Regions from separate parts of the Homo sapiens genome. Here all the other regions are linked to region 1. Evidence: chromatin contacts called from ENCODE Hi-C or POLR2A ChIA-PET data. All regions are on one chromosome and are shown on one strand. The core of a region is the stretch at or near the end of the contact, and the rest is flanking DNA. Distances in the headings are between cores, read along the strand shown. Region 1 holds the start of LDB1 (LIM domain binding 1). Region 2 holds the start of BORCS7 (BLOC-1 related complex subunit 7). Region 3 holds the start of WBP1L (WW domain binding protein 1 like). Region 4 holds the start of DPCD (deleted in primary ciliary dyskinesia homolog (mouse)).

What was found. A loop is a pair of places that touch in the nucleus more often than their neighbours do. ChIA-PET counts read pairs that join two places held with the same protein, here RNA polymerase II (POLR2A). Pooled maps may share reads with other maps.
Region 2: a pooled map shows a loop between it and region 1 (8-fold over the local background). The contact joins the promoter of BORCS7 here to the promoter of LDB1 in region 1. A Hi-C loop is called at or near these places in 3 of 168 maps with a recorded cell type or tissue (CD4-positive, alpha-beta T cell and naive thymus-derived CD4-positive, alpha-beta T cell) and 11 of 50 pooled maps.
Region 3: a pooled map shows a loop between it and region 1 (8-fold over the local background). The contact joins the promoter of WBP1L here to the promoter of LDB1 in region 1. A Hi-C loop is called at or near these places in 6 of 50 pooled maps.
Region 4: a pooled map shows a loop between it and region 1 (4-fold over the local background). The contact joins the promoter of DPCD here to the promoter of LDB1 in region 1. A Hi-C loop is called at or near these places in 7 of 50 pooled maps. POLR2A ChIA-PET finds 5 or more read pairs at or near these places in 4 of 52 experiments (GM12878, activated T-cell, activated naive CD4-positive, alpha-beta T cell and 1 more).

Annotation. Positions count from the first base shown.
Region 1 is chr10:102,117,309-102,124,342 of GRCh38, forward strand. It overlaps LDB1 (LIM domain binding 1), which reads right to left and starts at 3,060. Exons shown (of 11, transcript NM_001113407.3): 1 at 2,778-3,060. The coding sequence starts at 2,802. It also overlaps a transcript of PPRC1 not described here. RefSeq lists enhancers at 1-538, 539-1,240, 2,946-3,697, 3,698-4,449, 4,450-5,199 and silencers at 127-366, 2,700-2,769, 2,860-2,939, 3,000-3,299, 3,320-3,449.
Region 2 is chr10:102,850,999-102,858,032 of GRCh38, forward strand. BORCS7 (BLOC-1 related complex subunit 7) reads left to right here and starts at 3,261. Exons shown (of 5, transcript NM_001136200.2): 1 at 3,261-3,429. The coding sequence starts at 3,289. BORCS7-ASMT (BORCS7-ASMT readthrough (NMD candidate)) reads left to right here and starts at 3,212. Exons shown (of 15, transcript NR_037644.1): 1 at 3,212-3,429. RefSeq lists enhancers at 2,781-3,294, 3,277-3,336, 3,295-3,807, 3,407-3,596, 4,604-5,576.
Region 3 is chr10:102,740,211-102,747,244 of GRCh38, forward strand. WBP1L (WW domain binding protein 1 like) reads left to right here and starts at 3,738. Exons shown (of 4, transcript NM_001083913.2): 1 at 3,738-3,933. The coding sequence starts at 3,844. It overlaps SFXN2 (sideroflexin 2), which reads left to right. Exons shown (of 12, transcript NM_178858.6): 12 at 1-3,282. RefSeq lists enhancers at 3,385-3,434, 4,375-4,604 and a silencer at 3,715-3,874.
Region 4 is chr10:101,584,147-101,591,180 of GRCh38, forward strand. DPCD (deleted in primary ciliary dyskinesia homolog (mouse)) reads left to right here and starts at 4,175. Exons shown (of 6, transcript NM_015448.3): 1 at 4,175-4,254. The coding sequence starts at 4,191. It overlaps POLL (DNA polymerase lambda), which reads right to left and starts at 4,111. Exons shown (of 9, transcript NM_001174084.2): 1 at 3,676-4,111; 2 at 3,100-3,260; 3 at 1,716-2,010; 4 at 1,170-1,332; 5 at 456-773. The coding sequence starts at 3,214. RefSeq lists enhancers at 3,751-4,030, 4,131-4,460.

The DNA of each region.
Region 1 (7,034 bases), core at 1,810-4,309:
AAGTCTGCTCCTTTCTCTGCTCTGACCAGATTTACCCAGTTGCACAGGGGCAGAACAGGTCCAGCTAAAAAGAGCAAGTCTGAGTTAGAAGGCCTTAGAATTGGTGGTGAGGTGGAGGGAGCAGCAAATAATGACAAAGATGATGAGGGAAAGTACTCCTCCTGGAGGTGGGGACTCAAAGGACAGCAGCCAGCCCCAGCCCACAGGATGAGGTACCAGCACTGCCCCCTGCCCGGGCCCCTGGGGCTCCCTGACCCAGGCCTCCAGTGTGCCTGCCCCCCTTCCTTTGTCTGTGCCCGGCCTCCCGTTGGCCTGGCGCTCTGCCATCCTCCTCTCCTGGCTCCCAGCCGCCACCACTGCTGCCTCCTCCCCTCCCCCTACTCCTCCCTGCCTTAACCCTTCTGAGCCACATGCTGCCCCAGACAGGCCCTGGCCCCCTCAGCCTCTTGCTCAGGGTGATGCCCCTTAGTCAGAGGCTCTCCCTGCTCCCAGCCATTCCAGCCCCAGAAGCTGGTCCTCACCCCAGGAGCAATATGGGTGTTGGGCATGTGTATGTGTGTATCTTGTGGTGCTTCTGCGTGTGCATGTGTGTGGGTCTGTGTGCGCTCTGGCTTCCCTCAGTCACATGTGTGGGGCATGTGCTGTCTCTGCCGGGCTGGGGGAGGAGGAGGAGCCCGGAGACAGCAGAACACAAAGGAGAGACTCAGACAGGCAGGCAGGCAGGCGGCAGGCGGCCTGCCAGGGCGCCTCAGCCCTCACCCCAGGGCTGCTCAAGGTGGGGGAAATCTTTGGGCCTGGACTGCTACATGCTGCCATGCCTTCCTTGTGTTCAAGCATGTGCTCCCCCATCCAAGCAAGCTGCAAGCCAGGTCCCCTCTCTAACCTCAACTGCTACTATTCCCCACCTCCAGTCTACTCTGAAGCCCTCCCCATGTGGTTCTCCTTGAAGTCTAACCTCCATCCACCCTCTTTGGCATCAATCTATAAGACTTCTTCATGATCTGGAAAAAGACTCCCCACTCTTCCCTATCTTTTGCCCTCTCTCCCTCAGTCAGACCACCAGACACAAAAGGAACATGCCTTCTGGGGCATTGACTGAAGTTGTCTTCCCACCCACCCACAAACCCCTGGGCTTGGGCCCTCTTCCTGTTCCCATGCTGCTCCCAGAGACTAAGAAGAAGAGATTTTCTCTCTCCTCCCACTGGACCCAGGCACCCTGCCCCAACTTCAGGGCCAACCTCCCATCCACCTCCAGCCTGACAACCCCTCCATACATACATACCCGCTTACCCACTATTTGTAGGAACTAAGAATCACAATTTAAGACTCATCCCTCTAGCTTGTTCAGATCCTTAGTTTAACTGCTCTGCTCATGTGTGTTGATGGAGGGTCAGGGCCCTGGGGTGGGCTAAGAACATGATGGATCTGAAAGGGGTACCCAGCATGGGTCAATTATAAAGGAGAAAATCCACAACATAAACATGTACACCAAGCTGGTAGAAAGAGGGACGACGGGGCCAGACAGGATTCCAGCTTGGCAAGCTCTTCCCTCTCCTCTCCCCAACCCTCTGCAGCAGGAGCCAGTGGTTCCCATACTCGGATATTCTAGGATTGTTAGGTTCTCTTATTCCTCCTTCTGGGACCCATGCCCCTTAGACATCAGCCTCAGCAGGCACCTGAAGTGTGTGCCCAGCCCAGCTTGGCCTGGGTCACATGATTTTCAAGGAAGCTTCCGCACTGGCAGCTTCCCTTGGGGATTTGTGGGGGAGTGGTGGGTGTCCAGCTGTGAAGTATGTAGCCAAAGCGGGCTACATTCAGGGACACTGACTTCCAGGAGAAAGCTGACTCCAGTCTGGGGCAGGAGGGCCAATTCCAGGACCCAGAGTCCCGGGGATGGAGACAGACAGTGTGCCGTGAGGCCCTCTGTAGACTACCTCTCCAGTCGCATGGCTTCTCTCTTTCCTCCTGGCAGTGAGGTAGACGCCCTCCGCCCCCCCCACCTGCCCCCCAGGAAAAAAACTCAGACCTAGGCTATCCCTGGCAAGAGCTGATATGTTTTGGGGAGGCAGGGATCTGAGCCTGGGTCCTCTCTCAAGTTCTCAGTTTTGGGTCAAGTATTGCTCCCCCAGCTTACCTCTCCACAAATCACTCTATTTCCTAGCCTGCCCTCCCACTAGGGCGGAGATGCCAGACCCAAGGGTCCAATTATCTGGCACCTCTTAGGAGTACCTCCGGTGCCTCAGGAGGGCCAACCTTCCCTGGCAACAGGCAGGAAAAGTTGAAGGTGGGGGGCAAGATGGGCCGCAATCAATACCTCCCTGCAAACAGGGTCCTCAGAAACAGCATGGGGGGGATGTCACAGGATAGGTAAGAGGCAATGGGCAGCAGGGAAGGGGGGGCAGCCCAAACCAGCCAATCACAACTCTATGGTGACCTGAGGGGGGGGGTCAAAAGTCCAGAGTCACTTCTGATTGGCTAACAACCTGGAATTCTGAGAATTTCAGCCCCCCCCAAACCTCTCCCCAATTAGCCTACCCCCAAAAAAACATACACATAAGCCACCCCCAGCGTCTCCTCCCCGTGTTTCTGGGCTGCTGCGCATTTACACAGTTGGGGAAAACGCTACCCGCCAGCCTGAGGCCCCGCGTAGCCCTTCCAGCCCCCGGCTTCCCCCATGCCATCGACGCCCCCCACACAAGTTCTCGCCAAACACGGGGTGAGGGGTCCGCAGGGACGGCTGGGCAGGAAGGGGCCGAGTGGCCGCACGCCCCACTCACCAGGACAGGCACAGCCCACTGACATCTTCACATCGCCCGCCTCTGGGGGCCCAGCCGAGTCACGGTGCCCGCCCCTCGCGGGGACAGGCCGGGCATGAGCCGCCGCCGCCGCCCGCGGCCCCCGCTGCGCTCGCCGCCGGCCCGGCCCGGCCTCGGCCCGGTGCGGGCGGCCCCTGGCTGCGGCGAGGGGCCTGTCAGGCGCGGAGCAGACAGGAAGGAAGCCAGGCAGGAAGGCGAGCGGCCTCTGCGTGTGTGCGCGCGGGTGTGAGTCCGCGGAGTGTGTGTCCGTGTGTGCGTGTGTGCGCGTGTGCGTGTGCGTGTCTGTGCGCTCCCGCCGCCGTCGCCGAGCGCCCCCCTCTCCGCCCTCGCGCTCGCGCTCCCTCGCGCCGGCGCCGGCTCCCCAGCCCAAGCCGGGCAGGGCCGGGCTTTATTAATATGCTAATTGTCCTGCTAGTGGGAGGGGAGAGCCGTGTCAAAGTGACCCGGGAGAGCGCGCAGCAAGCGACGACGTGCGTGCGCCGCGCGGCGGGCGGGCGGCGAGGGGCTGGGAGCGCTCGGGGAACGGCATGCATGTGACGCAGCTTTTAAAAAAGGAGACGGAGGCAGAGACCCCAGAGAGGGAGGGCGAAGGGGAGGGCTTGGAGGCGCAGCCGCGCGCTCGGTGTCCGTCCTCCGGGTGCCGCCGGATGGGGAGTCTGGCTGAGCCGGAGCGGGAGCCGCGGCTGGGGGAGGCGGAGCCGGGGTGGGCAGTGTGGTGTATCTCTCTCCACCCCGGGCCGCGCTCCGGGAGGGAAAAGGGACTGCAGACCCCCTGTCCGTGCTCCCTGCTGAGACGCCAGCCTTCTTCTGGAGGCCCCTTGTTTCGCGTCCCTACCCTAGGCTGGATGGGTAAAGAAGCATTCTCTTAATTCTTGTAGCAACCCCTCAACTCACCCCTTCCCTAAATTAACCACTCCTCCTTTGCCTGCGAAACCAGTTGGGACTAGAACTAAAAGGGTTAATTAAGTGGGGTCCCCGCCCTCCTCCGCCTAAGGGCTTGGGATCTGTGTTTTGCTGGGGGGAGGGGGCTGCGGAATGACCACCAGATTGGATTACGGAGGGGCGATAGGAGGCCATCCTTCCTTCTTGCAGACTGACGCATCAGTCAAGACACTCTCTTCCCTTCCCCCCTTTCTCCAGCCTTGGTGCCTTCACCTCCGTACCAACCGCCCAACCCCACCGCCTCCGACCCCCCTGCCTGGAAGCTGCTGTCCTTTGAGGGCTTCGGAGATGAGAACAGGAAACAGGCCCCTCCAGTGCCCCCTAACCCAGAGAGGCAGAGGCTGTGGGCCGTGGGGGGTTGGATGGGAGATGATGTGGATGGTCAATGTAAGGAACACTCCTTCCCCTGGGAGGAGCCTCCCAACCTTCAGTCACACTTCAAGGACTCCCCAACCCAGCCCTAGGAGGGGAGGGGCTCCATCTCCATCCCTTCCCAAAAGCTCAGCTTTAGCTGCCTCATAAACAGGAAATACCTATTAGCCAGGAGGAGGGAAGGGAGGGGAGCCGCCTGGAGTAGAGAGTTGACCCCCTCCCTCCTGGGGTCCCCAGCTGCTAGCTTTTCTTTCTTAAGTTTCAGTATGGGCTCCAGGGATAGACGATGGAGACTTGGACTAGTGTCTCCTCCCTAGGGCGTCTGGCCCTGACTGGGTAGGGGGTTCTCCTCTTTGTTACTTAGAGGGGTGTTGGTTGAGAAGGCTGTTTGGTTCCCTCACTCTGGCTCAGAGTCTGCACAGCTGGCTTGACTGGCTGGGGGAGGGTTACAAATGCGGAGGCTTAAAGTGTTTATGAGACCTCTTCTCTCCACCTTAGGTTTTTGCTGAGGGAGCATGAAATGATGGAACGGTGCAGAGTCCAGGGATTGAAAAGAAGGCCTGCCTAGGAATGGAGACCCTCCCCACCATGTGCTTAGGATGGGGGATAGGGGAGCTTGTACACTGTGGAGTCTCCCACCCCCAGGTTTCCCCATCTCCACCCCCACCAGGAGCAGAGAGGACCTGACTGAAGCCATCCACACTCACACAAGTATTTCCTTGGCAGCATCCCCTGCCTGAGTGCACCCCCTCCCTGCATTCTCCCAGACAAAGGTCAGCACTAGAGGGAGTAGAGAGAACATAAGGCAACAGAACACTGGCCCGAAATTGTGGATACCTAGGTTTGAACGCAAGATTCGCTCCTCAATACCTGAGTGATTTGAGACAACTGACCACCCCACCTGGGACACTAGCTTTATCCTCTGTAACCTATGGCTTGGTGAGTATCAAACTAGACAATGTACACCCAGTCACGTAGCCCAGTGTCAGCCAGGCAGTCCTGTAAATACGTGTTCTTTCTGCCCTTTTTTTTTTTTTTTTTTTAAGATTATCCAATTCCAAGAGAGGAGGGGGCTGGATTGGCAGGACAATTTGAGATGGTTTGGAGGAGGGGGAATACCTACCTTGACCTCCTTCTCTCTTTTCTGTCCATGAATTTGCCTTCCTCCAATCCTGTGACCACTTACGCCTAAGGCCACTCATTCCAAACAACTAGCTTGGTCAGATTCCATGCTGACCAACACAATGGTGATCATCTGGGTGGACAGGGGGACTACAACCCACCCTATAAAGGTCTTTGCCTCCTGTGAATCTGAGATTTCCCTCTCCTAGATTACACATGTGGAAGGTAGAAGCTTAGGAAGGAAGAAAAAACTGCCTTACTTGAGCATGCACTAATGCCAGGCACTGCCCTAGGCCTTTTACACTTGCCGACTCATTTACCTTTCATGAGGACCTTTGGAAGAAGGTGCTATTACCTCCATTGAACAAGTAGGAAAACTGAAGTTCAGAGATGATAATAAATTTGAACTTGCCTGTAAAACACTGTTCTCCCTCTTCTTCACCTACTAGTTAATGCTTCCTTAACACCTTAGTTCTAGCTTCACCTTCTCTGGGAAGATTACCCTTCCCACTCCCACTGACACTATAGCCCAGTTACCGGTAAGGAAATACCATCTCAGTACTGTTGAATGGGTGGTTAAAATAAGTGATTGGGGCTCCTACAGGAACTCCATTTAGGCAAGTTAGTTAACTTTGCCAAGGTAACAGAGCTAACAAGCACTTGACCCATTGCTCCACTCCTTGCCTTACTTCTAGTGTGGATCAGACCTGGGGAGGGAGAAGAGAACATCTTTGGAGCATCTCTGGGAATTGTGGTATAGGCAAAAATGGGAAGAGAGGTCACAGACACCTGGCAGACAGAAGGGATGTGGTAGGAAGGGGGTGGAGTCTATGTGGAGGGGGGGTCTTTAACTTAATGACAATGTCCTGGAGGACTGGAGGCTTAGCTGATTTGTATGGATGGGTGTAAGTGCCCAGTATTCTCTCTCTCTCCCTCTGTATGTGTGTGGTAAAATTCACATAACATAAAATTAACCTTTTTTTTTTAGACGGAGTCTTGCGCTGTCGCCCAAGCTGGAGTGCAGTGGTGCAATCTCAGCTCACTGCAACCTCCACCTCTCCAGTTCAAGCAATTCTCCCTACGCCTCAGCCTCCTGAGTAGCTGGGATTACAGGCACCTGCCACCACGCCTGGCTAATTTTTGTATTTTTTTTAGTAGAGACAGGGTTTCTCCATGTTGGTCAGGCTGGTCTGGATCTCCCAACCTCAGGTGATCCGCCCACCTTGGCCTCCCAAAATGCTGGGATTATAGGCGTGAGCCACCACGCCCGGCCTTTTTTTTTTTTTTTTTTTTTTTTGAGATGGAGTTTCGCTCTTGTTGCCCAGGCTGGAGTGCAATGGCGCAATTTCAGCTCACTGCAACCTCTGCCTCCCGGTTTCAAGTGATTCTCCTGCCTCAGCCTGCTGAGTACCTGGGATTATAGGCATGCACCACCATGCCTGGCTAAAAATTAACCATTTTTAAATGATCAATTCAGAGGCATTCTAGCTTTTTATTTTTAAACTTTATTCTTTTTTTTTTTTAGACAGAGTCTCGCTCTTGTCGCCCAGACTGGATTGCAGTGGCACGATCTCAGTTCACTGCAACCGCCGCCTCCCAGGTTCAAGCGATTCTCCTGCCTCAGTCTCCTGAGTAGCTAGGATTACAGGCACCACCACCACACCTGGCTAATTTTTGTATTTTTAGTAGAGATGGGGTTTCGCCATGTTAGTCAGGCTGGTCTCGAACTCCTGACCTTGTGATCTGCCTGCCTTGGCCTCCCAAAGTGCTGGGATTACAGAT
Region 2 (7,034 bases), core at 2,011-4,510, 730 kb after region 1:
CCAAGTGTCCATCAACAAGAGAGTGAATAAACACAGTGAGAACTATCCATGCAGTGGAATATTTCTCAGCAATAAAAATGAACAGGCTAGTTATATGCACAACAACATGTCAAATCATCATGCTGCAAGAATGAAGCCAGACAAAAAAAGACCCCCCTCCCCTCAAAAAAGCCTGTATGATGCTATTTATTTGCCATTCTAGAAATGCAAATTAATCTATAGTTCCCAAAAGCAGGGCAGTGGTTGCCCGGGTGAGACAGAGAAGGAGAGATGGACTTTAAAGGGCACTTGGAAACTTCTGAGGGTGATGAAATGTTTTGCATCTTTTTTTTTTTTTTTTTAATTGAGACAAGGGGCCGGGCGTGGTGGCTCATGTCTGTAATCCCAGCACTTTGGGAGGCCAAGGTGGGCCGATCATGAGGTCAGGAGTTCAAGACCAGCCTGGCCAACATGGTGAAACCCCACCTCTACTAAAAATACAAAAATTAGCCGGGCGCGATGGTGCGTACCTGTAGTCCCAGCTACTTGGGAGGCTGAGGCAGGAGAATCGCTTGAACCCGGGAGGCGGAGGTTGCAGTGAGCCAAGATCACACCCGTGTACTCCAGCCTGGGTGACAGGGCAAGACTCCGTCTCAAAATAAAGTAAATAAATAATAAAAATAAATAAATAAAATGAGACAAGTTATCGCTATGTTGCCCAGGCTGCTGATATTGAACTCCTGGCCTCAAGCAATCTTTCTGCCTCGGCCTCCCAAAGTGCTGGGAATACAGGCATGAGCTACTGCTCCCACCCTGTTCTGTATCTTAATAGTGGTGGTGGTTCACAGATGTATACGTCTGTCACACTCATCAAATCGTACACTTTAAAGAATGTGGTTATTGTGCAGGCCGGGCGTGGTGGCTCAACGCCTGTAATCCCAGCACTTTGGGAGGCCAAGGCAGGTGGATCACCTGAGGTCAGGAGTTCAAGACCAGCCTAGCCAACATGGTGAAACCCATCTCTACTAAAAATACAAAAATTAGCCAGGCGTGATAGTGGGCACCTGTAATCCCAGCTACTCGGGAGGCTGAGGCAGGAGAATCGCTTGAACCAGGGAGGCAAAGGTTGCAGTGAGCCAAGATCGTGCCACTGCACTCCAGCCTGGGTGACAAAGCAAGACTCCATCTCAAAAAATAATGTTGTTATTGTACATAAATTATAACATAAATTCATGCACATAAACTCAATAAAGTTTATTAAGGACAAAAAGTAAACAGTAAATGAGATTCAACGGAGACATATGAATCTAGACACTTGGAAGAGGAAGTAATGTTGATATTGAATACAGGTAATTTTGAACAAAATTTTCAATACAATAACATTCTCACATCTTTTATTAACTAAAAAAGAAATGGAGCTACTTGAAATATTTTATTTTTTTTTTGAGACAGAGTCTCACTCTGTCGCCTAGGCTGGAATACAGTGGCATGATCTCGGCTCACTGCAACCTCTGCCTCCCGGGTTCAAGAAATTCTCCTGCCTCAGCCTCCAGAGTAGCTGGGACTACAGGTGCCCACCACCACGCCCGGCTAATTTTTGTATTTTTAGTAGAGACGGGGTTCCACCATGTTGGGCAGGCTGGTCTCGAACTCCTGACCTCAGGTGATCCTCCCGCCTCAACTTCCCAAAGTGCTGGGATTACAGGCGTGAGCCACGGCACCTGGCCTACTTGAAATATTTTACATATTAATTCACTTACAAGGTGGTTACCATCAGTTTGGTATTAATACAATAAAGAGGTTATCAATAAAAATTACTAGTGATGTTGAGCATTTTTCACATTTATCAGCCAGTTGATTTTTTTTTTTGAATTGCCTACTTGTGCCTTTTGCCAATTTTTCTATTAGATTGTTTTTCCTTCTTCATTTGTTTACAGGCCTATCTGCCTCATCAGCCTGGGAGTTCCACAGAGACAAGAACTGTATTTCATTTCTTTCTCTATCCCCAGCCTAGTACAGTGTCTGGTATTTAGTTCATGAAATGTTTGTTAAAATTGAATGGAATGAGGCCAGGTGCAGTGGCTCACGCCTGTAATCCCACCATTTTGGAAGGCCAAGGCTGGTGGATCATTAGATGTCAGGAATTTGAGACCAGCCTGGCCAACATGGTGAAACCCTATCTCTACTAAAAATACAAAAATTAGCCGGGCCTGGTGGCAAGCACCTGTAATCCCAGCTACTTGGGAGGCTGAGGCAGGAGAATCACTTGAACTCAGGAGGCGGATGTTGCAGTGAGCTGAGATCGAGCCACTGCACTCCAGCCTGGGCAACAAAGCGAGACTCCATCTCAAAAAAAAAATAAAATAAAATAAAATTAAATAAAATGAGACAAGTTATCGCTATGTTGCCCAGGCTGCTGATACTGAACTCCTGGCCTTGAGTGACCCTTCTGCCTCGGCCTCCCAAAGTGCTGGGACTACAGGTGTGTCACCATATGGATAGGTTGGCCTTGAACTCCTGACCTCAAGTGATCCACCTTGGCCTTTCAAAGTGTTGGGATTACAGGCGTGAGCCACCACGCCTGGCCCCTTGTCTCAATTAATCAAAAAAAGGCCTAGGCAACAGAACAAGACTCTGGGGAAAAAAAAATATATATGTATATATATATGTGTATATATATGTATATATATGTATATATGTGTATATATGTGTATATATATGTGTATATATATATATGTGTATATATATATGAATGGAATGATATTCTCATAACCCCTTGGAAACATTATTACTTCTGTTTAACAGATGAGGAATATAAGACAGAAGCTGAGTAATTTGCAGCCACACACTGCTAAATGGTAGCATTGGGACTGTAATCCGGGCCTTCTGATTCTTTTTAATTATTTGTATTAATTTTAATTTTATTTTATTTTTAAAGAGATGGAGTTTCGCTATGTTGCCCAGGGTGGTCTGGAACTCTCAGGCTCAGGTGATCCTCCTGCCTGGGTCTCCCAAAGGGCTGGGATTTCAGGCGTGCGCCGCCATGCCCTGCCGCAGGCTTTCCGATTCTGAACCATAGAGTCAATGAAACTGTCCTCCATCCCCTCCAGAGATGTTTGCCTGGACCCTGTTTTCCTCAGGATATCAATGAATAGTTCATGAGTTTAGTGAGCAAAGGTCAACCTCCATCAGGCGCATGCGTCCCTTCCTTTTCCCATGGAGGAAGAGACGCCTCTTTTCCTTCCGCTTTGCTTGTCTTTTGGCCCCGGCGACTCACCATCGTCAGTGCGCAACCGTTCGCTAACTGAAATGATGGCGACTGGAACGCCAGAGTCTCAAGCGCGGTTCGGTCAGTCCGTGAAGGGGCTTCTCACGGAGAAGGTGACCACCTGTGGTACTGACGTAATCGCGCTCACCAAGCAGGTGCTGAAAGGCTCCCGGAGCTCCGAGGTGAGCTGGAAGTGGACTCTCCCGGCCTGATAGTCCGGGGAGTCGCAGTCTTTCGTTGCTGTGGGAAGGAGGTCGCGTTGCATCTTGGGAATTGTAGGCTGTGAAGTACTTGCTATGAGTAGGTCTTCTTCGCGGAGGCGCGTGTTGCATTCTGGGGTGTGCAGTCTCTTTGGTTAGGGACAGTGTGTGAGGGTTGGGGGAAGAAGCGATGCCATGGGAACCTGTGCTTTAAAACAGCTCTTTGGGAGGCCGAGGCGGGCGGATCACCTGAGGTCGGGAGTTCGAAACTAGCCTGACAATCATGGAGAAACCCCCGTCTCTACTAAAAAATAATAATTAAAAAAATATATAGCCGAGCGTGGTGGCACATGCCTGTAATCCCAGTTACTTGGGAGGCTGAGGCAGGAGAATTGCTTGAACCTGGGAGGCGAATTATATATATAAGTATTATATATTACGTATTATATAATATATATACGTATATATTATATATAATGTGTATGTATATATTACATATATAATATACATATATATTATATATAATATATGTAATATATATTATATATATTTTCAACTAGAGGTGTTTATAGTTAACCACCTGTAAATATTCAACATATTCATCATAATAAACGTACATTTATTTAGCATTTTATATATGCTAGACACTGTTGTCTTTTATGGAGTTTAATTCATGAAGTCTTTAGAATGACTAATTGAAGGAAGTACTTTTCCTTTTTTTTTTTTTTTTTTGAGACGGAGTCTAGCTCTGTCGCCAGGCTGGAGTGTAGTGGTGTGATCTTGGCTCACTGCAACTTCCGCCTCCTGGGTTCAAGTGATTCTCCCGCCTCAGCCTCCTGAGTAGCTGGGATTACAGGCACGCACCACCACACCTGGCTATTTTTGTATTCTTAGTAGAGATGAGGTTTCACCATGTTGGCCAGGCTGGTCTCGAACTCTTGACCTCATGATCTGCCTGCATCAGCCTTCCAAAGTGCTGGGATTACAGGCGTGAGCCACCGCTCCTGGCAGCATTGCTTCTTGAGCAGTCTCCACATAGCTATTTTGTTTGATTAGCTGAGAATTTCATGTGTAAAAAACTCATTCCACAGTATTCATTTAACAAATACTTATTGGGTGTCTGCTATGTGCCAGGAACTGCTCTAGGTACACGGAATAAACAAAACTAAATCCCTCTACTTGGGAAGTTTACATTTTAGTGAAGAGACAGACGATAAACAAGTGAAACAGAAAAAAATCAGGTGGTGGTAAATCCTGTGAAGCAAAATTAATCTGGGAATAGAGAGTGATGAAAGGGTTAATCTTTGTTTGTTTGTTTGTTTTGAGACAGAGGAGGAGTCCCACTAGCTCTGTCACCCAGGCTAAAGTGCAGTGGCCCGATCTCGGGCTCACTGCAACCTCTGCCTCCTGGGTTCAAGCGATTCTCCTGCCTCAGCCTCCTGAGTAGCTGGGATTATAGGCGCCTGCCACCACACCCAGCTAATTTTTGTGTTTTTAGTAGAGATGGGGTTTCACCATGTTGGCCAGGCTGGTCTCAAACTCCTGACCTCAAGTGATCCTTCCCGCTTTGGCCCCCTAAAGTGCTGGGATTACAGGCATGAGCCACCACACCCGGTCGAAAGGGTTAATCTTAAACAGATGATCAGGGAAGGGGTCTCTGGGGAGAGAGCCTGTGAGGAGAAACACACTGACATTTGCCCACAGCATAATGAGTGGTTATGACTCATAGGCTTGTCTCTTGCATGCCTGCGCTTCTCCTCCTCCATTTGAGTTGTGTGCTTAGTGAGGGTCCATTGTGTTTTTTTCTAAACATCATGTGTCTGTGGGCTGGGCGCAGTGGCTCATGCCTGTAATCCTAACACTTTGGGAGGCCGAGGCAGGATTGCTTAAGCCCAGGGGTTCGAGACCAGCCTGGGCCACATAGTGATATCTTGTCTCTGTAAAAAAAGGAAAAAAAAAAAGAATGAAAACAATTTTTTAAATGTGTGTATGGCACTTATGCTTACAGTTGCAACTACGTAATTTAATGAAATAATACGAAAAATGAAATATGAGTACCAAAAAAGAGGGTTGCTATTGCTATGAAAACTAAGTTGAAAATCAGAAACACTTGTTGAAGATGAGTAGCTAAGACAAATTGTTATTGAGTTAATTATGAACAAGTTAATGGTAAAAGCCTAGGAGAAAAATTTATAGAAATCTAAAAAGATTCTGTAGTGAAGATTGTTTTACAGGTGTATTCAAGATGTTCTTCCATTTTAAAGAAAGCAAAACTAGAAATCTCAGATGGTATGTTATGTGTCTGGTCTGTTTATGTAGGAAAGTGATGCAGAATGCCAATGAATATATCAAGGAAAAGCCTTGGCTTTACATTACAACAGCCCCTGCCTTCAAGGCAACCACAACTCCCATTGAGTCTGTTTTCTAAATGTCTCACAAATCCTTTGTTTCTTTTTTTCTTGGCTACTTCTGTGTTTCAGGCCATCCTCATTCCTTGCTTAGAGTACTGCTGTGTCATCCTAACCAATCTCTCTGCCTCATTCCCCACTCTAGTCCACCTGCTTACCACATTTCTAAAACAGAAAAATGGATCATGCCATTTTTCTCTAGAATTACACACAAAGATGAATTCTAAACCCTAACTTTTAAGTCTCAGATTAGAAGTCACTTCTTTTAGGGACCTTTCCTGAACACCTACCCCTGTAATCAGTTAGACACTCCTGCCCCACTACATGCTCCCGGAGCAGCCAATGCTTCCCCATCAGCACTTACCATAAGGTGATGTAAGTGCCTATGTTCCCTTTGTAACCCCTCCAGATTCTGAGCCCCGTTATCACTCTTAACCAGAGTAAGGGCATATGTTAAACACTCAACAAATGTTTATTAAATGAGTAAGTGAATGAAGTAGATTGTTGGAACCCTTTTTTTTCTGCCATCGGTTTGTAAGTCACCATCTCCCATCTATAGGAGTTTGAAGTTTACCCTTAAAAGTAGCCACAGGAGGAACAGGTACTCTCATAATTGTTGGTGGGAATGCAAAGTGGTACAGCCCTAAAGGAGAGGAATTTGGCAATATGTAGCAAAATTAAAACCCCACAGTCACAAATCACAGTCCTGTGAGTCCATCCCAAACATATGCTGGCAAAAAGATGCAAAGATAGGAGATATTTGTAACAGTAAAAGCTATGAGATAAGATCCAAGATTTGAGAATTTTTTGTACCACTACTTACCGTGGCAAAAGACTGGGAACAGCCTCCAAATCCGTCAGCAGAGAACTGACTGAATAATGTTATGGTCACCTGTAGAGTGTGGTACTCTGCAGTTGTAAAAGAGCAATGGATTCATTAGGAGATAGCAATTGAATAGGAGATTCAATATGTATTGCTGCAGATAACCCTCAGGGATCTATTGCAAAGTGAAAACAGCAAGGTGTAGGCTGGGCACGGTGGCTCATGCTTATAATCCCAGCACTTTGGGAGGCTGAGGCAGGCAAATCACTTGAGCCCAGGAGTTTGAAACCAGCTTGGGCAACATGGCAAAACCCCATCTCTACAAAAAAATACAAAAAACTATCTGCGCATGGTGG
Region 3 (7,034 bases), core at 2,488-4,987, 620 kb after region 1:
TTTAATGTAGTCACAAAGTTGTACAAGCATCACCACTAATTCCAGAATTATTTTGAGACAGGATCTCACTCTGTTACCCTGGTTGGAGTGCAGTAGTGCAATCACTGCTCATTGCAGCCTCAACCTCCTGAGCTCAAGTAATCCTCCTGCCTCAGCCTCTGGGGTAGCTGGGACCACAGGCTAATTTGATTTTTTTGATGAGGTCTCACTATGTTGCCCCAGGCTGGTCTCGAACTCATGGCCTCAAGTGATCCTCCTCCCTCAGCCTTCCAAAGTGTTGGAATTACACACATGAGCCACTGCATCTGGTCTCAGAACATTTTTCTTAGCCCCAAAAGAAACCCCATACCCATTGGCAGTCACTCCACATTCTCCCTACCTGCCAGCGCCTCACAATTCACTTCCTGTCTTTAGAGATTTGCGTATTCTGAACATTTCATGTAAGTGGAGTAATGCAGTATGTGGCCCTCTGTGTCTGGTTTCTTTCCTTAGGATAATGTTTTCAAGGTTCATCCATGTTGTAGCATATGCAATTTGATTTTAGCTGGTGTCTGAACAGAAAAGTCTGTCTTTGAGCTAGCTTCTTTAGGACAGGAGACCTGGCTTTATTTCCAAAAGCAAATAGGAAAAGGGAAACATTACCAGAGCCAGTAGAGCTTGGAAACAACTCCTGACTGATGTTCTTTCAGAACATACAATGTTTCCCCTTCCTTCTCAGCTCCTCAAGCCTCTTGGATTTCCTGTTCTCTTATAGACAACTGCTCTTTTGGAAATGTCTGGAAGGTATGTGGTGGCTATAATGTTCAGGGACATTCTAAAAAGTGGTCACTCAAACTGCATCTCAGTCTCATTTTGTAACATCTCTCTTCTTTGAGTTGGCTGCTGTGGGATGTTGAATAAGAGGCAGTTAAGGTTACTAAAAGGCCTTGGTGTGGGAAGTGCTAATCCAGACTGTCCTATCCAATAGCTCAGCTTGAGCTTTCAGGTAAAAGGAGAAAGGGAAGTTGGGGCAAAATCCCCTGTGTTTGCCAAACTGAATTGGGGTTTCTTATTTATTGAGAGAAAGAGGGTATCACTTTCTTGCCCAGGCTGGAGTGCAATGGTATGATCATGACTCATTGCTTCCTCAGCCTCCTGGACTCAAGTGATCCTCCTGCCTTAGCCTCCCGAGTAGCTTCTTTTTCCTGAGTTCGGCTAGAATAGCATGGGTAAAAGGTTCCATTGCTCGGGAGAGGAGGAGGAAGGGAAGAAGAAGAGGTATAGAAGCTTCCTTTTGATCCAAGGTCTTTTCCTCAATCCTGGCTAGAACCAGAATCCTAAAGGTTTCCTGACTACAGGTACATGCCACCATGCCCAGCTAATTTTTAAATTTTTTGTAGACAGAGGGCCTCACTATGTTTCCCAGGTTGGTCTTGAACCCCTGACCTCAAGCAATCCTCATGCCTTGGCCTCCCAAAGTGTTGGGATTACAGGCGTGAGCCACTACATCCCACCTGGGGTTTCTTAGTGATGATGAAACCTAGCCTTTATGTGGAAGACTTACAACTTTTTGAGGCCAGGAATTAGAGACCTTGTGCCATGAAAATAATTTGGTCCTTCCCTAGTACTCAATTTTTACTTCTCCTCTAAGGAGCTTGACTTGTGGAATGGATAAATTTCTAAGAAACGAGAGATTGGCAAAAATACGTGTCACTTTTTATAGTACTTGGAAAAGCAGGATCAAGATAAAGGCAGAACTATGGACTTTCTTAAGCTGAGGGAAGACTGACTTAACTCTTACCTGTTTCCCATTTTTCCAACACTTAAGCCAAGAACAACTTCCTCTGGGCTCAGATGTGGGCTAGACTGGGCCAGGCTGTAAAACACTTTGACAGGTTTTTGAGAGGAAATTGACTGCTAAAGTCAACTGTGTTATTTGCCATGGGTCTTCCTTTGTCCATTTATTTTACCAACTTTTTTTTTTCTTTTTTTTTTGAGACAGAGTCTCACTCTGTCACCTAGGGTGGAGTGCAGTGGCACAGTCTTGGCTCACTGCAACCTCTGCCTCCCAGGTTCAAGCGATTCTTCTGCTTTAGCCTCCTGAGTAGCTGGGACTACAGGCATGCACCACCACGCCTGGCTAATTTTTTGTATTTTTAGTAGAGATTGGGTTTCACAATGTTGGCCAGGCTCGAACTCCTGACCATGTGATCCGCCCACCTCGGCCTCCCAAAGTGCTGGGATTACAGGCAGGAGCCACCGCACCTGGCCTTTTTTTTTTTTTGAGACAGGGTCTCACTCTGTTGCCCAGGCTGGAGTACAGTGGCACAATCAAGGCTCATTGCAGCTTCAATCTCCCTAGCTCTGGTGATTGTCCCACCTCAGCCTCCCAAGTAGCTGGGACTACAAGTGTGCACCACCATGCTTGGCTAATTTGGCTAATTTAGTTTTTTTATTTTTGTAGAGACAGGGTTCTCTCCATGTTGCCCAGGCTGGTTTCAAACTCCTGAGCTCAAGGGATCTACCTGCCTCAGCCTCCCAAAGGGCTAGGATTATAAGCATGAGCCACCACACCTGGCTATTTTACCAACATTGATCAAGCTCTGGTTGAGCCTTGTACAGGATATTATAGGCTTTAAAAGAAGAAGAAGAAAGACCTGGTATGCTGTACAAAAAACTGCAAACCAGGCACGCAGATATAAGTGTTACAAGAATCCAGAAGAAGCAGCAAGGAGATGGGGCTAGGAGTTTGTAAGCAGGGAACTGTATCTGTAATATGTAAATGAAGTTACTGGGCATCTCTTCAATGGTCAGTGTGAGTGGAATGTGTGGGAAAATGTAGTGGTGAGAGGTGAGATAAAGAGAAGTAGACAGGGACGAAGTCACAGAGAGGACCGTGTTGGGAAGTTTGGACTCTCTATTCTGTAGGTAGATGAAGTATTTAAAAGAAGAGGCCATGATATAGTAATATTTGGTTTAATGTGGTATGGTTGTAGTGTGTGGCGGAAATTTGAGAGGAAGAATTGTCAACTTGCAGGGCAGCAGGGAAGCCATTTGTATTTAGCTAGAAGAACATGGATTGAAGCAATGGATGATGGATTTCAGAGCAATTTGTGAAGTAGAACCAGAATTTTGTCCGTCGAACTTGGGGTGACGAAGCACTATGCCTCAGATAAAGGTACTATCTTCTAGGGAATTCAAACGGACCTAAGCTGCTATTTGGGCAGTTGAGACCAAGAGAGGCATCCTGGTAATAGTGCTGTGCTTCAAGACAAAAGACATTAAAATATTTTTACATTGCAATTGTTTTCCTCTTCAGGAGCGCCTGGTTACCTTTCAGGAATAATTTATTTTCCAACACCCTTGAGAAACATTAAACCTTTTTTCTTTTTTTGATGTGGAAAACTGGAAAACTAGTACTTCCGCCACACTCAAGATGGCTACATCAGAAATAGACTTTTCCATCCACCTGGGTGGCCCCGCCCCCTTATGAAGCTGCTTCCGCCACTCTCTGCGGGTTGGGACGAATTTTACACTTCTTCGCAGCATTCAAGATGGTCCGGCTTCCTCCTACTTTTTATTGGCTGCATCGCTTCGTCTTCAGGGGAAGGCGGGACTTATATTTGATCGACAGCTACATTGATCAATGGACAAAGGGCAAAGGCCAATGAAGCGCTGGAACTGGAGAGTCTCTCGCGTGTCTGGGAGGGTGTTTTGCGCGGGGCGGGGTGGAGCAGAGCCGGAAGCGGGAGGGGAGCGTCAAACAGGAAAAGAAGGGAAGAAGGAAGAAGAGGGTAGAGGAGGAGAGGGAGGAGGAGGAGGGAGGTGGCGGCGCCGTGGCGGAGGAGCAGGAGCAGGAGGGGGATGGAGAGGAGAAGGCTCCTGGGTGGCATGGCGCTCCTGCTCCTCCAGGCGCTGCCCAGCCCCTTGTCAGCCAGGGCTGAACCCCCGCAGGTAAGGGGGAGGGGGCGTCTGGGCCATGTTGGGTCCTGGGGGTCGTCGAGGCCTGGCTGGAGGGGTCTGAAGGAGTGTTGTTGCCAAGAGTTGAGGGGTCCCGAGAGGGGCGTCTATGCCTGGCGTGGACAGGATCTAAAGGGGCGTCGGTATTTAGCTGAGGGACACCTGTGACAGTTTTGGTGTCAAGGAGGTGGCAGAGGCATGATGCCAAGCGAGTGAGGGGCGTTTGAGACGGCAGGTTGGTTAGGTGGGCTGGGGTGACTGTGGCTGGATAGCGGTGCCAAGCTGAGGATGTGGGCCTTATTCGTGTCCCTCTGTGGAGCAGGTGTCCCAGGCAGTAATGCAGTATGTACGTCTGTGTGTGTAGGGGTACACAGGCTATTGAGTTGGCCTGTGAGGGAGGGGATCCTGAGGATATTTCTTTAAGGATGGACTGGGGAAAGTTCCGAGGGCATCTTAGTACGTTTAAAAAAAATTACTATGTTCCTGGGAGAGACTTGGCCCCATTTTAAAATCTGTAAGCCATGGCGCACTTGGTTGGAGGGAGGACTCTCAGAAGGCAGGTGGGATGAAACAGAGTGGAACCCCTCAGGAGGAGGAGCACACTTGAGCTGTAACAAGCTCTTGCTGTTAGGCTGGCTGGCCTGGGAGAGCAAGTCACGGATGCTGATCTGAGCCAGCTCAGGGCTTTTGACCAGAGGGTGGTTCTGATGCCAATATGGGCAGCAAATGGAGCACCCTAGCTTTTCTTGCTGGGTGGCTTGCTCTTTATCCAGGCAGAGAAGCTTGCTTGTGCTGATTCCAGCTCCAGCTGGCATTTCAAAACCCTAATGGGAGCGTTACTCCTGGTGCCAAGTTGGGTGGGGTGCAGTGGGGGCAATCACCCCTCCTTCCTTGCATGTGGCAAAGCTTTATGATTCTTTTTTCTTCACTTTCTGTTCTTTTCCCCGTTTTTTCAGAAAGGCATACACACATAGACGCATAGCGTAGTGGCAAAGTTTATACAACTTAGCGCTTGAACTTGTGTTGTGAACAAGAGCAGAAACTGAGTGCCAGCAAAAATACTTATCTTTTCCCTAGGAGTTTTAGGGCTGCCTTTTCACAAATACATCTTGTTTTGCCCATTATCCTCTATTTTAAAATACTGATTAAAAAATAAGTTGAAATTCACATGACAAAAACCATTTTAAAGTGAACAATTCAGTGGCATTTAGTACACTTACAATGTTGTGCAACTACCACCTCTATCTAGTTCCAAAACATTTTCATCACCCCAATAGAAAACCTCGTCCCTACTAAGCAGTTACTCTCTGTCTCCCTTTTCCCCCAGCCCCTGGCAACCACCCGTCTGCTTTCAGTCTCTATGGATTTATCTATTCTGGATATTTTATATAAACGGGATCCTACAATATGTGGTCTTTGTGCCTGGCTCCTTTCACTTAGCGTAATGTTTATAAGGCCCATCCACATCGTAGCATGTACTAGTACTTCATTCCTGTTCATGACCAAGTAACATTCTGTTATCTGTAAACCACAATTTATTTATGCATTGAAGTGTCTAATTTTTCCTCAGGATATGTTTGTGTATACTAGAAATACCATGTGAAAGGAATGTAGCTCATTTTCTAGCCCAGTGTATTCCCTTTTCGAGGGTTGGGACCCTTCTGTTTTAGCCTTTGTTGGGGTTGTTTTTCCAGTGGAAATCATAAACTGGCAGAAGAAATATATTTTTTTTGTTTACTAGAAATGTTATAGCCCTCAGGACCAGTAAAGTTAAGTATAGGTATTGACAACAAAATATAGAATATAGTAAATACAGAATTTACTTTTCCTTTGCACATGTCTGTTTCTGTAAGTATCTCGAAAAGGCTGTCCCCAGTAACCAATAAATAACATCGGTAGAGGTTTGGTTTAGGAATGTCAGAGCCTTTGGAGATGGGCTGGTCAAAGATAGGAACTAGATCCACTTTTTCAGCAACGGGGATGATGGAAAGTGGAGGTTCCTACCAGGTCGTGGAGCCTGGGAGGTGTTGTGAACATGTGGAAGGGGATTGTTAATGTTATATTCTAATTGCAGTTTGCAAACCACAGGCTGCTTTCTTATATCTGTGGCACTTCTAATACTTAATTTTGGGGACAGGTGTCTTTTGTACTTTGTTCCATTTGGATGAATGCTATCACTGACCAACAGCTGTTACACGGTTACAATTCCTGCAGAGAAGGGAAAGTTTTCGTAATGAGCAGTGGCCCTCTTCCTAACCAGCCCCCACATACCCTCACTCCTGACGCTCCCTATACAATTCCATCCCCCACCTTATACTCCTGTCTCTTTCTGTCTGGGAGTACTAGATATCTATAGTGAGATTTCTGTTTTGAATTTTAACCTTCGGAATGCAAGTTACTATATAATTATTAACTCTGAATCCACCGCAATTTAGTCAGTGTATTTTTTTGGGTTTTTTTGGGGGGGGTGGGGGAAGGGGTTGCTTGTACAAATCAGTAAGGAAAAAAAAATCCCAAGGCCATTTTGGCACAGGGCATACTTTAAGTACCCATGGTCCTTAATTCAACAATGAAGTCCAGCTAACTTTGAATTCAGGAGGACTTACTATACTCATTCTGTATCGAATAATGGTATTGGTACCTTATTGCATTTCTCCCACAAAATTGATCTACTTACAATACAATCTTTTTTTTACATGCACAATCTTTTTTTTACATACACATTTACCATCAGAAATAAATGATACTAGGCAACTTGCTTTCCCTGTTACCAGCTCTGCACTGAAACAGCCATTTCTTGTTTATGCAGGCAGGCCCTGGAAAGTTCATCAGCTAGTTCATTCTGTGGTTAGGAACTTAGACTTAACTCTCCTACAGGTTATGACATTACAACTCACAGACGTGAATCCTTAAATCTATAAAGAATGAAAAAGGCTGGGCATGGTGGCTCACCCCTGTAATCCCAGCACTTTGGGAGGCCAAGGCAGGCAGATCACAAGGTCAGGAGATCAAGACCATTCTGGCCAACATGGTGAAACCCTGTCTCTACTAAAAATACAAAAATTAGCCAGGCATGGTGGCACACCTGTAGTCTC
Region 4 (7,034 bases), core at 2,925-5,424, 530 kb before region 1:
CCTGGTCTGTTAGGCTTCAGAGTCCAAACTTCTTTTAAACAACTTTTTAGGCGGGACACAAGGGCTCATGGCTGTAATCCCAGCACTTTGCAGGGCTGAGCCGAGGGTAGATTGCTTGAGCCCAGGAGTTCAAGACCAGCCTGGGTAACACGGCAAAACACCATCTCTGCTAAATAAATGAATAAATAAATAAATAAACAAAATTAAAAATAAAAAACTTTTAATTATGTTAAAAAATTCAAAAGTAGAGAGATCCATATAACCCCCAAGTATCGTACATCTCCCAGCTTCAACAACTATCAAGATTTTGCCAATCTGCTTTCATCAATTTTCCTTTTTTTTCTTTTGTGCAAGTCCTAGACCCCATAAAATCTTCACCACTGTACCTGAACCCCACTGGGGTTACTAACCACTGGCCAGTAAAGACCCCTCCTCCCACTCTAGCCCCTGGGTACCTGGTACGAGGTGACAGGCTTATGGAAGCTCTTGAGGGCATTGATGGCCTTGGCATAGCCCAGGGCCCTCCACTTGTCTCCCTGAACACTGTAGGCTTTGGCCAGAACTTCCAGCTTCTCTGTGATATGGAGGTTGTGATTGGTCGCCTTCTGGCTTGAGGGCTGTGCACAGACCCACTTATCCAGGACAGCAGGGGCTGGGCTAGGCTCACAATCTCCCTCAAGGGAGGTGGGGTAGTGGCCACTGATGAGGGCTTCCAGATCAGCTGCACTAACCTGGGTTTCTTCCCCATCACTGGCTTCATCATCAGAGATGGGCTTGGGATAGAGAAGAAAAGAAAACAATAAATTCTTGTTCTCCAAGAGAAGGGATCCTTAAAGGTGGGGGTCATCTTCTTTGTGCGGGGGGAGGGTCTTCTAGTCAGACCTAAGAATGAGGCGGGGCCTTCTGCATCAGACTTGGATCTCCTTGGGTGTGAGGCCACGTTCCCTTTGGCTCCACGCAGTGCCTAGCCCTAGGATCCCCAGTGGTATGTGTTAGATATGGCCTAGATAAATGCAGCAGTGATGAGTGTTGGGAAGAGCTAAATGGCTTCACAATAGAGCCCTCCTCTCTCAGGGGCCTGGGACTTTCTGAACAGCCACCAGGCCCACCCCATTTCTGTGATCTGCTTCCTAGGGGAAGGGAGTTCTGAGGGATGGGAGGCTCCTGACCTGGGCTTGGGTGTTTGGTGCCTCTTTTGCCTTTTGGGGAGGAGACACAGGCCTGGTGGGAGGAGGAGGAGGAGAAAGGGCTGTCTGAAGCAGGGCCTCATGGGTGCCAGGAGGAATAGAAGCATCCTGCTCTGCCTTGCTGGGCTGTGGATGGTCCAAGTACCTGTGGGGATGGTGATGGGAGGTTAAGACACCAAAGGTCTCACCCTGTATCTGTCCCCAGTCCTTCTGTACTCTGAAATACTTGGTTTCCCAGTGTGTCCAATTAAGAAAACGAGTTTTTTGAGGTTTTTGGAGTTTCTCTTGAGACAGGGTCTTGCTCTGTCACCCAGGCTGGAGTACAGTGGTACGATCAAGGCTCACTGCAGCCTTAACCTCCCTGGCTCAATCAATCCTCCCACCTAAACCTCTTATAGCTGGGACTACAGGCACACCCCACCATGCCTGGCTAATTTTTTAATTAATGATAGTTATTTTTAATAATTCAAGAAAAGAGCTCAAGATGCTACTAGAAAACATTTGAAAAAAAGACTGGGATCAGCCCACCTACTGGGGATGAAGATGCTGAATCCAGCTACATCCACCAGCCTCCTCTCCTGAAGGCACAAGCTCAGCCAGGCTGACTTCACCAGCTGAGCACCCGGGGGCAGCTGGGGTAGTCTGAGAAGGCGGAGGGCTCGCTCATAGTCCATGCCTTCATCCACCACAATGTGAGTGACACCTGGGCCCTGGGCAGGGCATAGCTGGCCGCCATGCTGAACAATCTGCTTCTCAAAGAGTTCTGCCCGGGCTCGTCCAATGCCAGTGCGCACAACATGGGCCCGAAGGGAGCTCAGCCACTCTGTGGAAGGAACATCCAGATGACTACTGTTGTAACTTTTTAATTTTTATCTGCCACCCCCTGGCCACGACATAACTTCTAACATGATCTGAATGACGTGTTCACAGTCCCCTACCCTGAAAATAAGCATTTCCCTTCCATCCAGACAGCTTTCCTTCTACATATAGCAAATTTTCTCACAGGCCAGCACTTGAATGTAAGGGACAAGGATTTTCATACGTCCTGTTCCTTGGTGCAATCTAGAAGTGTCTGGCACATTGTAAGTAACCTGTAAATATTTGTTTAATGAATGCCTCCTCCCTTCTTACTTTGTTTTTTGTTTGTTTGTTTTGTTTTCTTTTGTTTTGTTTTTGTTTGGAGACAGTCTCACTCTGTCGCCCAGGCTGGAGTACAGTGGCATCGTCTTGGCTCACTGCAACCTCCATCTCCCGAGTTCAAGCGATTCTCATGCCTCAGCCTCCCGAGTAGCTGGGATTACCGGCGTGTGCCACCATGCCTGGCTAATTTTTTGTATTTTTAGTAGAGACAGGGTTTCGCCATGTTGCCCAAGCTGGTCTCGAACTCCTGAGCACAGGTGATCTGCCTGCCTCGGCCTCCCAAAGTGCTGAGATTACAGGCAAGAGCCACCGCGCCCAGCCTCTCTCCATACTTTGAATCCTTTATCATTTATTCTTTCAACAAAGCGCGTTTCTTGCCCTTACAGTCTGACAGACCCGACAACCCTGCCTCCAAAGCCTCTGCCATTTATTTGCCAATTTGGCTGCAAAACAACTAACAACAAGCCTGGGTAATGGAGGGGGGTTTCTGTCCCAGTCCTCAGGGCAAAAATTATACTGGTCATTCCCTGAGGGCCCAGGGAGTCTTTTCTGATGGATAGAGGTCTTCGGGTAGAAAAGAAGGTAACACAGCAAATAGCCTGTCCAAGACCCAGGACCAAGCTTAGCACAAGGTAGATACAAACAGACCTGCAGGCCCTGGACAGGCAGAGTCAGCTCCAATATCTGATTCTGGACATAAACAACGTAGGGCTGAAGCACATGAAGGCTGTGGGTTCAAGCACACGAGGGTTCTGAGACTGGGTCAGCTCACCTTCTGCTTCTTCTCCCTCTTCCCTCCTAGGAATCTTTGCAAGTACTTTTGATGATGCATCAGCATGAATTTTCTGCCGCTTGGGAAATGCCTTCAAGATACCCCTGGGATCCATTGAAGTATGGCTGGATCCCGGCCTATTGGAGCGTTGGTCAGGGCTGCTGCACGTGGAAATCCAGAATTGAGGCCCTCCAACCCCTTTGCCTATGGAGGTAGGGTCTTTCCTGACCAGGCTTTGGGGGTAGCAGCCCAGTTTGGGGAAGCGGGTCGGGGGAGGGGGTCTCTTCAAACCCGGTTAAACTTCAGTGGTTTAGCCTAGCTTCACACTCCCCAGCCTTTCGAAGTTGGAGTATTACGGGAAATGAGGGGAAGGCTGGTGCCATCGGGGGTACTTTTGAGGAGTAGGAAACGACACCATTCCTCAGAGGGGTTGCGCTAAAGATTCAGCACAGCCCTGCTGCGGCCCACTTCGAAGGGCTTTACCAAATGGGATGCTGGGCTAGGAAATGGAGCTTTAGGGGATGGAGCGGAGCCTGGGGAGGACCTGCACATAAACCCCACATACTATTTCTCTACCTCCAACACAGACTCGCAGAGGAAGGAGGAGGACTTTCGGGGGTGAGTGGGAACGCCCTGCACCTGTCCTGGTCTCAGCCTCTCGACATGGGGGTGCTCAGCGCCGCAGCTGCGGGGAGATGGGGCACGGCCGCAGCAGGTGTGGGGAGCCCTCCGGGAATGGAGGAGTCTCGCAGCTGCGGGTGAAGTCCCGGGCAGGTGCGGTGTACTCGCCGTGTACGCAGCTGGCGCAGGCCAGGGAATCCCAGCTCGGGGCTAGAAGAAAGCTGGAGTGCCCGACCCCGGCCCCAAGAGTCTCTCCAACCCCCAGAGTCGGTCCCCGGGTGGGGTCGACTACTGGCCAAGCTAGTCACCCGGGGGTGGGCAGGAATAGACCACTTACCAGCAGAGCCAATGAGAGCGGACGAAGGGGGGAAGGAGGGCAAATGGCCAGAATAGCTTCCGAGTCAGCCGGAAGTGACCCTCTGGAACGGTTGCCATGGCAGCGGCTGGGCGTGCTGCTTAGCAGGGGAAAGATGGCGGTGACGGGCTGGTTGGAGAGTCTGCGGACAGCCCAGAAGACTGCGCTGCTGCAGGACGGTAACTCGAGGGTCCCCACGGGCTCCTTCGTTTTTTTCCCTCAGGGTCCGGCCCTCCGGGAAGGGCCTCAGGGCCTGGGTCGGCAGAGCTGGAAGGGTCTCGGCGGTCAGCCGGGCCAGGTCCTGCATTTGCAGATGAGGAGACTGAGGTTCACAGAGATGACATGACTGGAACACATGTCTCCGGACACCCCTTAGATTCCTCTACACCATCTCGCTCCGCTCTGATTTCTGTTGCTAATATAGTAATTTCTTTTACATTCATTATCTCATTTGCTCCTCACCACTGTCCTGAGAGGCTAATTTTCACCCCGTTTTACAGAAGAGGAAACTGAAATCCAAGAATGTTTTAGACTTTAGAGAGGAGAGAGGCCTGGGCTCTAGTTCCGACTGTGCCATTAATTCACCACGGGCGCTTCAGTCGGCTCCTTTACTTGTTTGGGCCTCACTTTCCTCATCTATAAAATGAAGTGGATGGACTACCATTGTTATCTCTGAGGTCCTTTCCAGCTGTAATATTTTTGTTAAGTGAACTTCTAAATATTTTCTGTGTCTTTAGGGGAGCTAGAGCAAGAACCAAGGGCTGTGCCTGGAAGAAGTGGGCACAGGGGCATGGATACCTAACTTTTCCCCACCCTAGGATTGGCCGATGCCGGCCCCTTTGTGCACTTGGGTCCTTTCTGGACCCACTGGGTAGCCAGGATGAATTGCGTCTGAAGTTCCTGAGGCTTTCAAGATAACAACTGGTGACTCATGTTCACAGGCAGGGGCCAATCAGGGAAGCCTGGAGTTTGTGGAAATTAAAATCATTTACTCGTTCGTGCAACATTTAGGAAGACTTTTACTATGTGCCAAGCTCTAAACTAGAACAGAAAGAAAAAGATATGTTGTCCCAGGACTCAGAGTGGTTGGGAAAAACATGTACTTAAATAATAAGAAGCGTTAAATAGAGGTTGTAGTCTTGTATAAAATGGTAGGAAAGAGTGAAGGTGTAAGTGACATCTCTTTGGAGGAAGACCCAACAGAAGTGATGATGTTTCTGGGTCCTAAAGAATTAATAAGGTCAGGCACAGTGGCTCACGCCCGTAATTCCAGCACTCTGGGAGGCCAAAGTGGGCGGATCATTTGAGCTCAGGAGTTCGAGACCAGCTTGGGCAACATGGCCAAACCTCATCTCTACAAAAAATACGGAAATTATGGCCGGATGTGGTGGTTCACGCCTGTAATCCCAGCATGTTGGGAGGCCGAGTGGGCGGATCCCTTGAGGCCAGGAGTTCGAGACCAGCCTAGCCAACATGATGAAACCACCCCATCGCTACTAAAAATACAAAAAAATTAGCCAGGTGTGGTGGTGCGCACCCGTAATTCCAGCTACTCTGGAGGCTGAGGCAGGAGAATCGCTTGAACCCGGGAGATGGAGGTTGCAGTGAACTGAGATCACACCACTGCATTCCAGCCTGGGTGACAGAGTGAGTGAGACTGTGTCTCAGACAAAAAAATAAATAAGCCGTGCATCATGGCACATGCCTGTAGTCCCAGCTACTTGTGGTGGCTGAGGCCAGAGGATCGCTTGAGCCAGCGAGGTAGACGCAGCAGTGAGCCGAGATCATGCCAGTGCACTCCAGCTTGGGCGACAGAGCGAGACCCTGTCTCAAAAAAACTGGAAAAAAAAAAAAAAAAAAGAATTAATAGGCGTTTGCTGAGTGAAGAAGAGGGGATAGCTATTCAAAGAACAACTCACATATAAGGACCCTATGTGAAGGTGTGAAGGTACGTGCCTGATTACTAGAGGAATAACAAAATGTTTAGTAATGTTAAAGCAGTCACTCAGTCAGAACAAACCACCTATAACTATGTCAGGTACTATTCTAGGTGCCAGGATGGAAGCGAGAATAAAAAGGTCCCTTTTCTCAAGGAGCAATGAGGGGAAGTTGTGGAAAATGAAGAGAGATGACAGATAAGTTGGGACATATTGTGATAGATCTCTTATGCCTTGCTAAAGATTTAGGACATTTTCTCATAGGACAGTGGTTTTTGTTTTTATTGTGGTAATAAATACATAACAGAATTTAGCATTTTAATCATTTTTAAGTGTACAGTTCTGTGGCATTAAGTACATTCACATTGTTGTGCAACTATCACCACCATCTTCAGAACTTTTTAATCTTTCTCAACGGAAATTCTTTTTTTTTTTTTTTTTTTAGAGACAGGGTCTTGCTCTGTCACCCAGGCTGTGGGGTACGATCATAGCTCACTGCAGCCTTGAACTCCTAGGCTCATGTAGTCCTCCCACCTCAGCCTCTTGAATAGCTGGGACTACAGGCATGTGCCACTACACTCAGCTCAAGTGAAATTCTGTACCCACCAAATGCCAACTCCTCATTCCCTCCTCCTCCCATCCCCTGGCAACCACCATTCTACTTTCTGTCTATGAATTTGACTGCTCTAGGAACCTCGTCTAAGTGGAATCATACAATATTTGTCTTTCTGTAACTGGTGTATTTCACTTAGTGTAACGCTTCAAGGTTCATCCATGTTGCCACAGTTGGATACTTCCAGCTGTGCCATTAATTCACCACAGGATCTCTAGTTGGCCCCTTTACTTGTTTGGATCCTTTCCAGCTGTAATATCGTTCATAAAGTAAACCTCTAAATGTTCCCTGTGTTTTTAGGGGAGATAGAGCAAGGACCAAGGGCTGTGCCTGGAAGAGGTGGGCACAGAGGTATGGATATTGTAGCATGTGTCAAAATTTTGCTCCTTTTTAAGGCTGAGTGATATCC